Regions from separate parts of the Homo sapiens genome. Here region 1 is linked to region 2. Evidence: read pairs that join two places in POLR2A ChIA-PET (ENCODE). Cell type or tissue: PC-9. All regions are shown on one strand.

Region 1 (8,000 bases), 410 kb after region 2:
ATTCTCCTGCCTCAGTCTCCTGAGTAGCTGGAATTACAGGTGCCCACCACTACACCTGGATAATTTTTGTAGTTTTAGTAGAGACGGGGTTCCATCATGTTGGCCAGGCTGGTCTCGAACTCCTGACCTCAGGTGATCCGCCCTCCTCAGCCTCTCAAAGTGCTGGGATTACAGGCAAGAGCCACCGCATCTGGCCTTTAATTGGTTTTTATAGGCAGCTGAGGTCACTGGCTTGGGATGACCAAGCCCTTTCAAAAGGTCCTTCTGAAAAGTTAAGAGATAGCACAGAAACCTGGTTAAAATGCAGATTCTGATTCAGTAGATGTGGCTGAAGTCTCAAGGGGCACCAATGCCGTAGAGACCACACTTGCCACAGCAGGGCTTTATTGAAGCGGCTTCAGAGAGTAAAGACTGAGCATGTCTTCCAAGCGCCAGGTGCTCTTGTAGGTCTGGGGGACACAGTCAGCAAGACCAACAGGGTCTCTGTCCTCGTGGAAATTTGAGTCTGATGACAGCAAAAGGGAGAGCAAAGCCCAAGGCATCTCAGTCTGATCTGGAATCTTCCTTTAAACCCAGGCTCGTGATAATGTTCTTGCTGTGTGTTAATTGTCTCTATGCACTCTTGGCTGTGGGTATCTCCTGCCATTCTGCTCTCCTGTGTCTCGGGGAGCCTTGGAAACACATTGCTAGGATATGCTCCCCTGCTTATCATGTAAAAATAGTTCTGCTTTGATGCGACATTGATTTTACGGATGCGTGAAAGGTGCTCTGGGAGGCTGAAGCACGATTGAAGCGTCGTCCCCCCCACACCCCCCAATGTTTACTGTGCTCTTACTGCTAACTCTGAGACACAGGGGATTGGATAATGGTCTCCTGTCCGCAGTCACTCGCAGGAAAGTTGGCAAAGGCAGTAAATAAAGTAATAAGTTAAGAAAATGTCATGAAATGTATGTGCTATGTTTGGTGTAGGCGTGGTGTTCGGTAGGGCCTCAGAGGAGAGAATGATTATTTCTGGGAGCTGAGGGTAGCGGATGAGGGTGGAAAGGTCATTTCAGAGAGGCCTGACTCACTGCAGCCCGACCAGGACTCCTTCTGCCTTTTCCCGCCCACCTCTCTCAGGTGCTTCTCCCAGGTACTTCTGTCTGCCTGCAACCTCTCTCCATCCTCCTGCCCTCTAACAAACACCGACTTTTCTCCTGGGTCTCCCTTCTCTGACCCTGCAAGGTGTAAGGTGACAAACCATCTTGGTTTGCTGGGACCGAGGGATTTCCCAGGAGATGAGAATTTACTGCTAAAATGGGGACAATCTGGGCCAGTTGGGATGGTTGGTTACCCTGGGTGTCTCCTCTGATGCTTCCCTTGGGCAGCACTCAGGACACAATGAATTGCATATCCTGCGTCTCTGTCCTTTTTACAAAGAGGTGGCAGCTCCATGAGGCCAGTCCTGAGACAGGCATCCGCAGTGCCCTGTGCAGCTGGCACTCAGTGAACTCTCATAGACAGAACTCTTGTGGTCCTTGAACCCTCTCGAGAAAAGAGGAGGTGTTTATCAGGCAGACAGGGAGAGGATGAAGCTGTGGATTTGGGGGGCAGCCCGAACGAAGGCCCTGGGGTACTGGCCGAACGTGGTGTATTTGGGGAGCACAGGCCGCCTTCTGCCATCTCTCCACGTCTGTGAGGGGCTGAGGCAGCCCCGGCCTAGAGGAAACACTGCAAAAAAGAAAAGAGCAGCACAAGGGGATGAGGATGCACCAGACCACAGAGATGGCACTTGCTTCTGCAGACGACATTAAAATATGGGACCATTTCAAATGGGATTAAATGTGACTTCGTAAAATCTTGCTCTCATGGCACTGTGTGGGGAGGAAAACTGCCAGGAAGCCTTTCGCTAAGGTTATAGCAGAGGGGGTGGAGGAGTGGGGTAGAATTCCAGCATACTCAGGAGGCGAACCTGGACTGATGACTGAGGCATGAGGATGGGGGTTGGCAGAGGAGGAGGAGGAGACAAGTGTTGCCCTGGAGTTCTCATTGGCCAGGAGAAAAACGAGCGGAGGAGGAGGTGGCTGGGAGCACCATCTTGGTGCAGCAACGTCCGGGAGGCCTGCTGTGCTCAGCCCTGCAGGTTTGCAGCTCAGCTGAGAGTTCTGGACCACAGCGATATTTAATTACTGTAGGCAAATGGATGTTAATTAAGTCAAAGAGTGGAGGAAATTGTCCAGGGAGACTGTACCAGGTAAGAAGAGGAGAGTGCCCAGGGCCAGGCCCCTGAGAGTATCAAGATAATTAGGCAGCCGAGGCAGAGGAGTGACATCGACTGAGAGAGGGGAGCCAGAGAGAGAAAGTGCTGTTTGGAATTAACAGGAAGAGAGAATTTTTGAGAACTGACTATCATTTTTTTCCACCCAGCCTGGAATTCAGTGGCATGAACACAGCTGAATTCTGAGCTGCAGCCTGAACCTTCTGAGCTGAAGCAATCCTCCCACCTCAGCCTTCCGAGTAGCTGGAACTACAGGTGTGCACCAACACGCACAGCTAACTTTTGTATTTTTTTTGTAGAGATGAGGTCTCACTATGTTGCCCAGGGTGGTCTTCAACTCCTGGGCTCAAGTGATCTACCTGCTTTGGGCTCCCAAGGTGCTAGGATTACAGGCATGAGCCAAAAACTGGCAGTCTTTTCAGTACTGGCTTCTGTGCACTTCCAGCTCCAAACAGTGCATGCTGTTTAGATGGGAGGTAGGGAGGTGGCCGCAGACCTGGTGGCCAGCATGGAGGAGGCAGCCTCCCTCAACCTCCTCCCACCACCACTGTGGCCACAGGGAGCTGAGGTTGGCTCCCGGCAGGCTCACCTGCTGGGAACTCCTTCTCTGATCTGAATGGTTTCCCTGTGGATGCGTCATTTCTAGGCAAGAGCAACAGGAGGCGCTCCAGGCCTGGGCCAGCCCTGGGCCAGCCCTGCTTCCATAGCTGACTCTGCAGACAGCTGGGCCAGGTCCCAAGCCTCAGAGCTGGGGCAGCTTTGGCTGGACCTGACAACTCTGAGGCTGCTTCTAGCTCTGATGATCTGAGTCCGTGACCTTAGATTCTGGAAATTCTGGAACAGGCCACTATTTTGAGGGTCCTCTGTAAATTTCCTACTCATTATTATTTCAGTGAATTTGTTCCACAAATGTCTGCCGAGCACCTGCTGTACATTAGACCTGAGGTACAGAGAGAGAACAAAATGGAAATGGCCCCTGGCCTGCAGGTGTCCCAGGAGGTAGGCATTAAACAAGCATGCGTTAGATGGAGAATAACCTGGTTCTTAGCAATGGGCATGCTGGGGACCGAGAATGGATCGTTGCAGACGTCGAATGTTGGGGATATGGGAACTGAGTTTGGGAAGAGTGAAGAAAGCTGTCACGTGGAGGAACCAAGTGCTCCCACTAGCTACAGGTTGGCAGGACAAGAGCCCAGTGAAGGAGTTGAGGGAGATGAAGTTGGATGCAGACCCAGGCTGAGTCACCTGGGGCCTGCATGCCTGGGGAAGAGGCTGGTTTTATTCTAGATGGAAGGGGGATTCTAGAAGGTGAGTGTCGTGGTCTGATTAACATTTATAAAAATAGGTCAGCCGGGCGCAGTGGCTCACGCCTGTAATCCCAGCACTTTGGGAGGCCGAGGCGGGTGGATCACGAGATCAGGAGATCGAGACCATCCTGGCTAACATGGTGAAATCATGTCTCTACTAAAGAGACAAAAAAATTAGCCAGGCATGGTGGCGGGTGCCTGTAGTCCCAGCTACTCGGGAGACTGAGGCAGGAGAATGGCATGAACCCAGGAGGCGGAGCTTGCAGTGAGCCAAGATCATGCCAGTGCACTCCAGCCTGGGTGACAGAGCGAGATTCCATCTCAAAAAAAAAAAAAAAAAAAAAAAAGTCAAGATCACACTTTTAATCAGGACTGATTTGCTCCATCTGATACCCTGCACAATTTTGGAGAGTTTTGCTAATGGCTCTGCAACATTGCTTTGACAAATGGGTAAGAACATGGCAGTATGTGACAAATTACTTGAATATCAGCCAAGGTTAAAATCACCACTAAACACTTTTTAAAAAATATCATTTCAAATGTAATAGCTGCCAAATTTCCCTGATGGGTTAATTTACCTGCTAGTGAAGAAGGGTTTAGATGACAATCCCAGACCAGCTGAAAGCTCAAGGCCATGGGAGAGCCTCTCTTCCATCCATGATCACTTTCATTCTGACCTTGGAAGAACAGGTCTTCTCCAGGCCCATGAGAAATGGGCAGCCTCAGACTGGCCGCTGTGACTTTCCTCCAGGCCATGAGCTGCTGGGACACTTGGCATGGAACCTGTAATAAGCAAAGCAAAGGGGTGACCTGGTTGGGGTCTTGGAAGGGAAGCAGAAAGGAGATGTAAGTACCCACAGCCTCTACTCCAGGGAGTTTGCCTTCCAAGGTGGTTAAAGACGAGGAGCCAGGACTCCAGACTTTCCATGCATGTCCCATCTGCTCTGGCATGTCTTCCATGAAAGACTCCATTTTATCGTGTAGCTCTCTTCATACAAGTGCACCATGATGTGCCATATTTTGTCCTGACAACATCACTCTTCATCTGTATGGAAGCTCCAAATGAAACTGAACTAGAAAATGGGGCTGTTGAGAGTGCTTTCTCTGGCTTAGTCCTAGCTCTCTCACTCCTTCTGTCCCCAAGACTTTGGGACAAGTGTCTCCATTTCTCCAGCTCCAGTTTCACTGCCTACGTAATAGGAATGATCTTAGAGGCACCAGATCTCACAGGTGCTGTGAATTACCTGAGAGGGAGGGAAGAGGTCTTTTTCAACCCAGAGTTTATCACACGCAGCAAGTGATGGGTTCGTGTTGGGCCCTTGATAAACCTTGAATTACAAATGATTGTGAAGTGACCATCAGCATTCTCTCGCAGGAGGTGAGGGCTGACAAACACAGCTTAAGGCCTGTGAAAGGAAAATAAATCTCAGGACCCCCAAATCACTAAGCCAATAGGAAAACTAAGGCTGGGAAGTGCATCAGGCAAGCCTGCCTCCTATTTTATTACTAAATAAGATAGCTACGAAGAGTAAAAAGCTACATACCTCCATCACTATTTGTCCACAAGAAAATTCCCTGTCGGCCTCAAGATCTTTACCCTAAAACAATTCTGTTGAATTTCACCCCGGCAATGTAAATTGATGATCGCTTATCTTCACAGATGTGGGACAAAGGACAGAACTGAAAGTCATCCCTCTGCTCACTAAAGACAAATGTGTATCTGATTGTTTCTTCCGCCTTATTGTTTATGTAAAAATGCAGATTCACTGAGGCAGACTGGGGCCGAAGTGACTATTCCTCCACTCCCTTCTCACATGTAAATTGTGTACTCAGTGAAAGGCTGATCAAAGACCCAAATTAATGCAACCTTTTGTCTCTTATCTACTTATGGCCTGGAAGTCCCCATTTCAAGTTGTCCTGCCTTTCTGTATTGAACCAGTGTTCATCTCACACATATTGATGTCTCGTGTCTCCCTAAAGTGTATAAAACCAAGCTGTGCCCCGACTACCTTAGGCACATGTCGTTAGGACCTCCTGAGGCTGTTGGGATGCGAGAAGCAGAAGCCCATTCCACTTGAGATAAGAGGATATTTACTGCAGGGATGCGGGGAACTCTGACTGTAGGAACTGGAATGTCACCAATAACTTCTGGCTCCACCCATCTCCACCTCCTCAACCTGCCTCTGCTTCTCTGCATGCCCACCTCAACATCCTCTCTGTTGCCAGCTTCTTCTGCTGGCCTCCTCATTTATGCTCCGTCATGGTTCATCTGGCATCTGTCTTTGCAGGGTACCAACTCTGAACCCCAAATCTATATATATTTCTTATTATTGAAGAGAAATTCACATAACATAAAATAAACCACTTAAACATGCACAATTCACAATGCTGTACAACCACTACCTCTTGCTAATTCCAAAACATTTTCATCACCACAAAAGAAAATCCCATGCCCATGAATCTGCCGCCTCCCCTCAGCTGCCAGCAATCACGAATCTGTTTTCAGTCTCTGTGGACTTACCTCTTCTGGAATTTCATATGAATGGAGTCATTTAATAGGTGCTTTTTGGTGACTGGCTTCTTTAACTTAGTGTGATGTTTTGAGGTCCATCCACATTGTAGCATGTGTCAGAACTTCATTCCTTTTTATGGCTAAGTAATATTCCATTGTATGGATAGAGCACATTTTGTGGACCCATTCATCTGTTGATGGACACTTGGATTGTTTCCACATTTTTGGCTGTTGTGAACAATGCTGCCATAAACATGCATGTCCTTGAGTATGTGTTTCTGTGCTTTTGAGCATATACTTCGGAGTGGAATTGCTGAGCCACATGGTCATTCTGTGTTTGAGGATCACAATGAGTTTATAGCTCCAGTGCCCTACACTGCATGCCAACTTGCCTTCAAGTCTCAATTTCAAATTCCTTGTGCAGACAATCTAATTGGCCCAGAGGAAGTAGGCATTGCTTCTAATGTAATCAGCCTGTGTGTGTGGTGGGCGTAGGGATGAGGTGGGGGGTGAGGGAGGCACAGAGGACATGGGGCTGCCCAGTGGCAGGAGGAGAGGATCTGCAGGAGACAAAATAAGAAGGAAATAGCAGCATCTCTAGCCCAACCAGCAACTCCCAGGAGCCACCTGTGGCTGGTGGAATACAACTCTCTGTCTCTGACTTAGAGGATTTGGTGGTAATTTTTAAACACCTGCTTTCATGATTCACTGTGTTACCAAATTTTACATTATTGTTTCTAAAATACTACTTAAATTTGTAGCATTACCATAACAATCTGGTTGAATGACCATTTTCAAATCATTTCAAATGAACAAGACGAAACACTCAGCAATTTTATGGGAAATTGCTGTCTGCATTGTACGCCTGTAAATAGTGCACATTAATAATGCAACATGGAGGCTCACACATTACACAGGATGAAAGTCGCTTCTTTATGCAGCGGGTGCAATGAAGAATTAATTTCTTTGCCAATACCAAAAGGTATATTCTGTTATGAAAATGCATTGACATTTTCATTCATGACAGACACCCACGCTGTGTTGGAATAATAAAGATCAAATTGTTTTTCCTCAAGAAAAGGATTTACACATATGTCAGAATGAAAAAACACAAGCTGCTTGACACAGTGAATCATTTGTAATTATTTAAAACTCTACTGAATGTGTGCTTCCATCCAAAGGTAGAGTCTAATTGCTGAGATGGGGAGGGTTCAGTTATTTGCTTCAAATACCAAGAAAAAGAAATCCTCAAAAAAATCTTCAGTATTTTTTAAATCAGTAGGTTTTTTTTCTATATTAGATGACAAATTAAAATTTACTCATGATAGGCCAGGCGCAGTGGCTCATGCCTGTAATCCCAGCACTTTGGGAGGCCGAGGCGGGCGGATCGTGAGGTCAGGAGATTGAGACCATCCTGGCTAACACGGTGAAACCCTGTCTCTATTAAAAATACAAAAAAATTATCCTGGCATGGTGGCGGGTGCCTGTAGTCCCAGCTACTTGGGAGGCTGAGGCAGGAGAATGGCGTGAACCCGGGAGGCGGAGCTTGCAGTGAGCCGAGATTGCGCCGCTACACTCCAGCCTGGGCTACAGAGTGAGACTCTGTCTCAAAAAAAAACAAAAACAAAAACAAACAAACAAAAAAATTTACTCATGATAAAAAAAAAAAACTCCTTTTAAAATCCTTAATATCTTAAAGGTCAAACATGACCATGCAATATCATATTTAATATTTTAAAATATTAAAGTATTTTTGAAGGGGACAAATAAACATTAAATAGAAAGATTTTTCCCAAGCCATTAGGACTCTGTGAAATACAATTCATAACATTATATTTTATAGAAAGCCATATGACTTTTGCCACCCTCCCTTTGTTACCTAAGTAACTTCTGGTTTTTTTCTTTTGTTATTATATTTACATTA
Region 2 (8,000 bases):
GTGATTGTGGGGAACACGGGCTGGACCTTCTGCACAGAAGGGAGGAAGGGCTGGCAGCGAACCACACAGGCCAGGGAGAAAGCCACTCGGACAGCGGAGGCCTGAAGACCTCCTCCCTTCCCACGCTGGCCAGATGTGCCTTGCGAGTCAGCACTTAGGGTTTTAATGTGTCTTCTCTCACAACTGAATCTCACCTCTGCTGATGCAAGATTCATTCTGGGAAAAGACCAGGGAACAGAAAGGCTGTTTTGGAAACATTTCTTTTTATTGTGAGTGGGCTGAAATTTCCACAGCCTGGGAGAAAAGCTGTGTCACCATCTGCATTTAGGGAGCGTGCACATTCGGCGTCCGGCCTCCAGCCCCACAGCCTAGGCGCAGAAAGGCCAGCCCTGCTCCTGGAGGCCTGTGCACTCATCTGGTGTGGTCCTTGGCTTTCTCACCTGATCCTTGGTAAAATATTAAAAACTCATCCCTGTCTCCTTCCTCCTGCTCCTTGGACCACAGTGGGGACTAAGTTGGGACAATGGCACGGCATGAGTTGGAAATGCATGTTGGGGTTAGAAGTGCGTAATGCACTCCGAGATGGAAACGCATTTTAGGGTTAGATGTGCGTAATGCACTCCGAGGAGTAAGGTGGGTGATAGCAAGAGCTGTTGCACCCTGCAGGCACTGCAGCCCAGCCGGCCAGGCAGGTGAAAGGAGGGAACTATGAGCGAGGCTTGGGGTCAGGCCAGGCCTGCAGGCACACAGGTCACCCGGCAGTAAAAGGAAGAGCCCTCCCTTGCGGTGCGGCTGGTTATTGTCCCCACTCAGACACAGGGTGTGCTTTCTTTAGGTGGGATGTACAATGATCCAAACATGACAACCAGGAAGAAAACTTGGCAGACAACTCAGGCGTCCCCTCGGCTCCCATTTATAGAACGTTACAGGACACATTTGTAGCCACCACCCTTCTCAACCTGTGTAAGTGGAGCCTGGTCAGCAATGACCTGTCTGTGGGGTGAAGACGCTGGGTCACTGGCTGTGGCTGTCAATCACTGAACTGTGCTGTGTGCAGCAGGGACCCCAGGGATGGTCTGCCGAGGTCAGGGCGCTTCCCATCCCAGTTGCCGTTCTTGTGTCTCCTCTGGGCTGGCTGTCCCTGCCAGTACCCTGAGCCACTGTCAGCGCCCCGTAACATTCATGAGCAGCTGGAGGGAAGATGCCAGAGTGTTTAAACCAATAAGCTGCTCCCTGCATCCACACTGAGTGTGCGGGCACCAGCCCCATGCTTTCCCTATAATAGGACCTAATCACTTTATTGTAACAGCTTATTGAATTGTGTGTCTCTCCAGCCAAGCTGTGTGCTCCGGGTCAGCAAGGGCTATGCCTGTCTCTCAGAATCCCATCCCCCACCCAGAGCCTGGAATGCAGCAGCAACCGCTCAACGGACACTAATCAACTGCAAGGAGGGCTTCAGGGTGGCTCCCATCCATCTCCTTGTATATGAATGGGGCTGCTTCCCAAAAGCAAGACTTCTTATGCTCATATCCTTCTCATTTCCAGCTGGTACAGGCATATGTTCTGACAAACAGAGAGTTATCAGAACTGGAGTCTTCCTTAATGTAAGTCGAGAGGAAGGACATTCACTAAATACACAGGTACTGAGCCTTTGCCAGGAATACAAAGAAAAGCAAGACTGTCGCTGTTCTCAGCAGGTTTACGGAAATGACAAAGACACAGATGAGAGCTATCATAGAGACTACGATCCAGGGAAGACAGCGAGAGCCACTGTTATGGGTGGAACTGAGTCACCCCAAAAGATGTGTTCAAGTCCTAACTCCTGGTACCTGTACATTTTACCATATTTGGAAATACAGTCTTTGCAGATGTGACGAAGTTAAGATGAGGTCATACGGAATTAGGATGGGCTCTAACTCCAATCACTGGTGTCCTTATAAGAGGGAAATTTAAATCCAGTACAGAGACACAGACAGAAGAGGGCCACATAACAATGAAGGCAGATATTTTTTGAAGGAACGTGGCTTTAAGCTAACGAAGACTGCCAAAAACCACCAGAAGCTAGGAGAGAGAGGAAGGGTTCTCCTAGGAGAGAGAGGAAGGGTTCTAGGAGAGGGAGGAAGGGTTCTCCTAGGAGAGGGAGGAAGGGTTCTCCTAGGAGAGGGAGGAAGGGTTCTCCTAGGAGAGGGAGGAAGGGTTCTCCTAGGAGAGTAAGGAAGGGTTCTAGAAGAGGGAGGAAGGGTTCTCCTAGGAGAGGGAGGAAGGTTTCTCCTAGAAGAGGGAGGAAGGGTTTCAGGAGAGGGAGGAAGGGTTCTAGGAGAGACAGGAAGGGTTCTCCTAGAAGAGGGAAGAAGGGTTCTAGGAGAGAGAGAAAGGGTTCTCCTAGAAGAGGGAGGAAGGGCTCTCCTAGGAGAGGGAGGAAGGGTTCTAGAAGAGGGAGGAAGGTTTCTCCTAGGAGAGGGAGGAAGGGTTCTCCTAGGAGAGGGAGGAAGGGTTCTAGAAGAGGGAGGAAGGTTTCTCCTAGGAGAGGGAGGAAGGGTTCTCCTAGGAGAGGGAGGAAGGGTTGTCCTTGGAGAGCGGGGAAGGGTTCTCCTAGAGTCTTTGGAGAGACACAGTACTGCCAACATCTTGCTTTCAGGCTCCAGCCTCCAGACTGTGAGAATGTGTTTCTGCTTTAAGGCACGCAGTCCTTGGCACTGTGTTACAGCAGCCCTAGGGAACCAGTATGCCCTGCAACATTCATTGGCTGCTGGGTGTGTGTCAGGCACCATTCTAAAAGCTTTCAATGTGTTAATTCATTTGTGTATCACAAGTGCCCTATGAGACAGATAAGGATTATGACCTCTATTTCACAAATGAGGAAACCGAGATGCAGAGAAGCCAAGCCTCTTGTCCAAGGTTTTCCAGCCACCAAACAGCTGGACCGAGTAGTTCTGGGGCCTACTGTGTGCATCTTGCCCTGCGGGCCTCCCCATGAAGCAGGCTGGGCCCAGCACGGGAGGTCAGTGCCACAGGACTCAGACAGGCAACTGGAGATGAAGTGGGGTGGGCCCAGGGACAGAGCAAAGGGGGCTCACAGAAACACCCATCATTTCTGGTGCATGAAGGTATACTGGCTCAAGGTTTATGGAGAAAACCTGGGGTGGGAGCCATAGGGGCCGTGTGCACCATGGGGAGGGGTCTCTAATCTGCAAGTCAGGCTGCCAAGGAGGGGATGATACACCCTCAGTAGTTTGGGGGATCCCGGGGATGGGACGAAGGGTAGACAAGCAGGAGGTAACCCTGAAAAAAGACCCTCCAGGAAGCTCCAGCACTCACCAGAAGGAGGTGACTGAGCATCTATACCACGGCAGGGAAGGTTTGAGGAGAGGAGAGACTAACACACTTTCCCAGGAGCAAGAGGAAGGTCCTGGGGGTGACATGGAGGTGGCGAGCGGAAACCACAAAGACGCTCTTAGCTGGGATCTCCAAAATAGGCTGAATGTGGGCAGCATGGAGAAAAAGGAAGGTAGAGGGTTTTCTCCTGGACATGCCAACATAGGGTACCCACGTGAGGAGCAAACACATGGCTCTGGCAGTGAGAGGTAAATCTTGATTAGATCTGGAATAGACATTTGGGGAGAGATCCATAGAGAGATCCAGATCAAGGATATGGGAAGGAGGCAAGAGTCAAGGGCAAGACCCCAGAGAACAGTTACCACCAAAGGCAGGCCGGCTAGCAAAGAGCAGACACAGATGCAGAAAGAGGCCAAGGAGAGAGAGAAGAGACACAACAGAGAAGCCAAGAAATAATGGAGGCCAACGGAAGGAGCTGAATCCCCAAAGCACTCTTAGACACAATGACCTAGGAGCTCCGTCCTCCAGGGTCCCAGGCACACCACACCACGGCCCCTCTCCCAAACTCTCCTTTAAGATCCTCTTATCTCTGGCTCATTCAGTGACACTTTGGTCCTTTCAACCATCCCACCATACTGGAGCGAGCCTCTGAGTTTTGTTCCTTGGAAGTGGAGGGGACAACTGCCTTTGCAGAGTGGAGGCCCACGGCAGACAGACACACACTGCAGGCCGGATGGCACCTGCAGAGCTCAGAGGGGAGCTGGGCAGCAGGAGGGCCCAGAGAGCACTCTGGGAAGCCTGGTTATCCCAAGTAATAGTCCTTCAGGTGCTAGGAGGCAAGTATATTCTACCCGGAACCATCTCTATTTCAACAAACTCACCAATGGGTCAGTGATGAACATTAAGCTCTCAGCTATGGGGAAACATTCTTATGCAAATCAGCTGATTTCTAGACAATCCCAGAGAACACAAGCTGTCCGTCCACCTGTCCCTTGGGCAAATGTCAGCCCAGCCCCTGTAAGCCAGCTGGAACCCCGGTGTTGTGCTGGTGTGGTAGAGCTTACAGGACAGTCAGACAAAAACAGGCAGGCAGCAGCCAGCTGCTCCCATTGCTTTCTTTTTTAAAGCAAAGCATAAATGAGCAAAGTGTGTGAATCACCCCGTTTTTCAGTAGGGCCTCTGCTACAAGCCCATACCAGGTGGAGATAAAATAGAACAAAACCTACCCAACAGGTTTCCTAGCGGGAGAATGAGTTCACCAGAGGCCGGTGGCCTTTTGATAATTCACAGCTTGTTTGCCTTGGAGTTTTTACAGCGAGTAGGGAGAGGTGCTTGGAAAGGGCACCAAGAGTGATCCAGAGCCAGAGGACACTGCCAGAACCAAGGGGAGCTTGGAGAAGCTTCTTTCTTGTCTCCAACTAGAAAGTACCTAAGGAGCATTATTCTACACAAAGGGTACCAAAAAGAGAATGAGGAGAAAATAACCACCTACAAGGAGAAGCGGTACAAGAGGTAGCACCTCAAGCGTTCTCCGCCTCCTGCTTTATTTCGCCATGGTTCCTGAGTAGGCCTCGGCTGGTTCTTCCTGGCGTTTTCTCTCTGGCCCTCCTGGGCCCTGCAGGGAGGCTGCAGCCCAGAGCTCATGCCAGGCGACCACAGAGCCCCAGCTGCATCAAAGGGCCTCCCTCCCACCAAGGGGCTGTCCCAACCCAGGGCTTCAGGCTGGCTGAGCTGGGAGGTCAGGGTGGCAAACAGGCCTCCTTCCTTTCAGCTTATACACATCCTGCGGTGGCCCCTCAAGCTGTGCCACACCTCTCCGGGCACCAGATCCCACCTAATGGCTCACGACACTGTTCCCACCCAGTCTGGAGAGGAAGGCCACACAGAGGGCCAAGTCCCAGGGCAGCTTTCCTGACAGCTCTGAAACCTCCAAGCCACCCAGCTGCGACTCTCCCTTTCCCACAGGGGTGCAGCTCACGCGGCATCCTCCACCCCCAACGGCTGGTCCTTCTTGGCCTCCTTCAGAGGGTCTCCTCCCCTGACTGCCCTTGACGTCCAACCTCTCCGGTGCCCATCCCTGCTCTGCTGGTCTCCTCGCTGGCGCATTCTCCTCGGGTGCCTGAGTCCACCCTGGGCATGGCTAGGGGCATCTCTGCTGATGGCCAAACCGTGTCTCTACCCTGCCTCCTCAGCACTACCCATAACTGCCCCCACGGGCTCAGGATGGCCGCAGCCCGGGCTCAGGATGGCCGCAGCCTCTCAAGCACTGCACGCCTGGTCTCTTCTTCCCCACTTAGCAACTGGCAGCGCCCAGAAATCCCTCATCCTAAATTCCTCCTTCCTCCAAAACCAGTCAATCAATTCTCTAGGTGAAACAGCAAACTCTCTGGAAAACCATTTCTCCACCTTATCACTGCTGACATTTGGGGCCGGATCCATCTTTGTGTGGGCTGTCCTGGGCACTGCACGATCTGCAGCAGCGTCCTCAGGCTCTACCCACTCCATGCCGGTTGGAACCTCCTCCCTCCTCCCTGCGTGGTGACAATCACAAATCTCCAGACATTGCCAAGTGTCCCTGGGGGGCTGGGAGAGGCAAGGTCGCCCCAGGTGAGAAGCTCTGTGGTAAAGGATCAGAGAGTCAGTATCTGGGGCTTTTCAGGCCATTTGGTCTCCACTGCAACCTGGAGGAAGCAGGGAGGAGCTGCTCTGGACCCCACCTGCCATCTCTCCATCTCTGACATCTCTGACCAGCTCCCCTCTGTGCCTCCTGCTCCTGCCTTCCTGCAGGGACTCACCTGTCTCACCTGGACTCTCCCACTCAACTGCCTCCACTCCCTCCCCTCCCTCCCCTCTACTTGATTTCACAGGTGTGGGCTCACCCGACCCTAGGAAATGGAATTCATTTCCATTCTGACCGGGGGAAGATGACATCCTTTACCCGTGGCCAGGCCCTGTGCTAAATGTTCCGTCAGCTCGTTTAAGTCTCTGAAGCAGATCCGATGAGTAGAGGAAATGGAATGGATTTGGGGAATGAACTTGTCTAAGGACACACAGATGCGGCGTGGCACCCCCAATCTTCTTCACTAAACACCAGGTGCATCAGCCATGTTGCTGCTGTCACGGAGGTCCTGCCCTAGTCCCCCTCCCTTTATCTCCCCTAACCCAGCCCCTCTTTGAATCCCCAGGCAAAACCCAGATGGAGGGTCAGAGCTGGAGGGTCTTGGCAGCCGTGCAGTAGTACAGACGGACGCTTCCATTTGGGAACAGGCCTCACATGCTTGGCCTTGCCAGTCTCATCGGAGAGCCCAAGGGGTGCTGGCCCAGCAGAAATCTAGGCTGGGTGGCCCCTGGCAAAGCAGAGCGAGGGGGGCCCCTGAGTCCACAGACTCCTGAGAGCACAGGCCCCTGAGAGCACAGGCCCTTGGGAGCACAGGCCCTCTGCTTCTGAGAGTCCTGTGGTCCCGCCTGCAGCCAGCCCAGCACCATCGGGACCTTCATCCGCTGGCTTCTTTCCGGGAGTGCTTTTATATCACAGCTAAAAATCCATTAGGAATAAAAGGCACTATGCTTCGTTTCCTAAAAAATGCTACCCCACAGATTTTTGATGGATCCACTCTTGACCAAACCCATGATGCGTATGATACCCCCTGGGGCAGCAAGTGGCCGCTCTGAGATTTTCTGAACACACTCACGCTCAGCCCAAAGGAAAAGGGCAGGAAAGAAAAAATCCTCGCGGAACAAAGCCCGCAAAGACAAAGGAGACCAAGGCTGACTCCCATCTCCCACCTGCTGGCCTTTTCCCGTCCTGCTCGCTAGGTCGTAAAAGCCGTGGCCGGCGTGTGCTCTGGGTACAAAGCAGGCCCCATTCTCAGGTCACTCCACTCCAGCCAGCCCAGCACCATGCCAGGACAGGCGGCTCCTGCCCAGGATTAGTGGCTGGGGCCAGACAGCTGCAGGGGCTGGGCCGGCTTCCTACTCCCCCAGGGATCAAAACCTCCCTCTGGCGCCTCCCACAGCCAGGAACACAGGCGGGCACGCAAGAGCGGGATTCCAATTGCAGGAGCTAAGAGTGCTTGGCTGTGTGTAGACCCAACCAAGCCAGCCTGCCTGGGACCCTGGGACGGCCAGGGCTGGCTTGTTTACAATGGGCCACCCCTCCCAAAGCCAGCATGCTCTGGCTCTCCTCTCGTTCTGCCCCCACTGCATTTTGTAAGATGTGTGTGAAACCTGCAAAGCCTGGATCCCTGGGAGGGTTCAGCAAACATGTGCTTCCTTTGAAGCTCTGAAAGGCAGAAGCACAAGAGAGGTCAGCCTGTAGCCTGGACACGAGGAAGCCAAGATCAACAACTAAGCAGGGTGGCGGAGGCGGGGGTTCAGCAGCTCTGAGGGGCTCAAGGTGTCAGGGGAAGATTTGTTAAAATGCAGGTTCTGGGCCTGCCTTGGAGATCTTCACTCAGTAGGGCTGAGACATCACTCAAGGCCCCAACAGGAAAGGGACAATTTACAACAGTGAAGGGACCCCTGGGGGAAGTGACGCCAGGGAAGTGGGGAAGGGGGAAGCCTCCACTGGAACCTGGGGGAGACAGGGACCCCCAGTCAGGGGAGCCGGAGTGAGCCCCAGGCGAGGGGCTCCCCTGACACCTCCCTCTCCACCGCAAGCCAGA

Evidence for each region. Peaks named below come from ENCODE experiments on the same cell type or tissue, not always from the same donor. Only the 100,000 strongest peaks of a DNase experiment are listed, where the experiment ranks them.
Region 1: POLR2A ChIA-PET joins it to region 2 with 6 read pairs; 2 of 35 experiments call an interaction of 5 or more read pairs at or near these places.

The regions. Positions count from the first base shown.
Region 1 is chr2:234,598,769-234,606,768 of GRCh38, reverse strand. The region is part of intron 2 of LOC105373936 (a long non-coding RNA gene); the gene reads left to right. Among named protein-coding and RNA genes, the nearest start is that of LINC01173, 80 kb to the left of the region's middle. RefSeq lists an enhancer at 2,297-3,248. In PC-9, no CTCF peak of the experiment used is centred here; no DNase peak of the experiment used is centred here.
Region 2 is chr2:235,005,314-235,013,313 of GRCh38, reverse strand. All of the region lies in intron 2 of SH3BP4 (SH3 domain binding protein 4), which reads right to left. Among named protein-coding and RNA genes, the nearest start is that of SH3BP4, 57 kb to the right of the region's middle. RefSeq lists enhancers at 83-659, 660-1,235, 1,236-1,812, 4,772-5,408, 6,766-7,355 and 2 more. In PC-9, no CTCF peak of the experiment used is centred here; a DNase peak (open chromatin) is centred at 4,553; H3K4me3 peaks cover 856 bases; H3K27ac peaks cover 5,931 bases.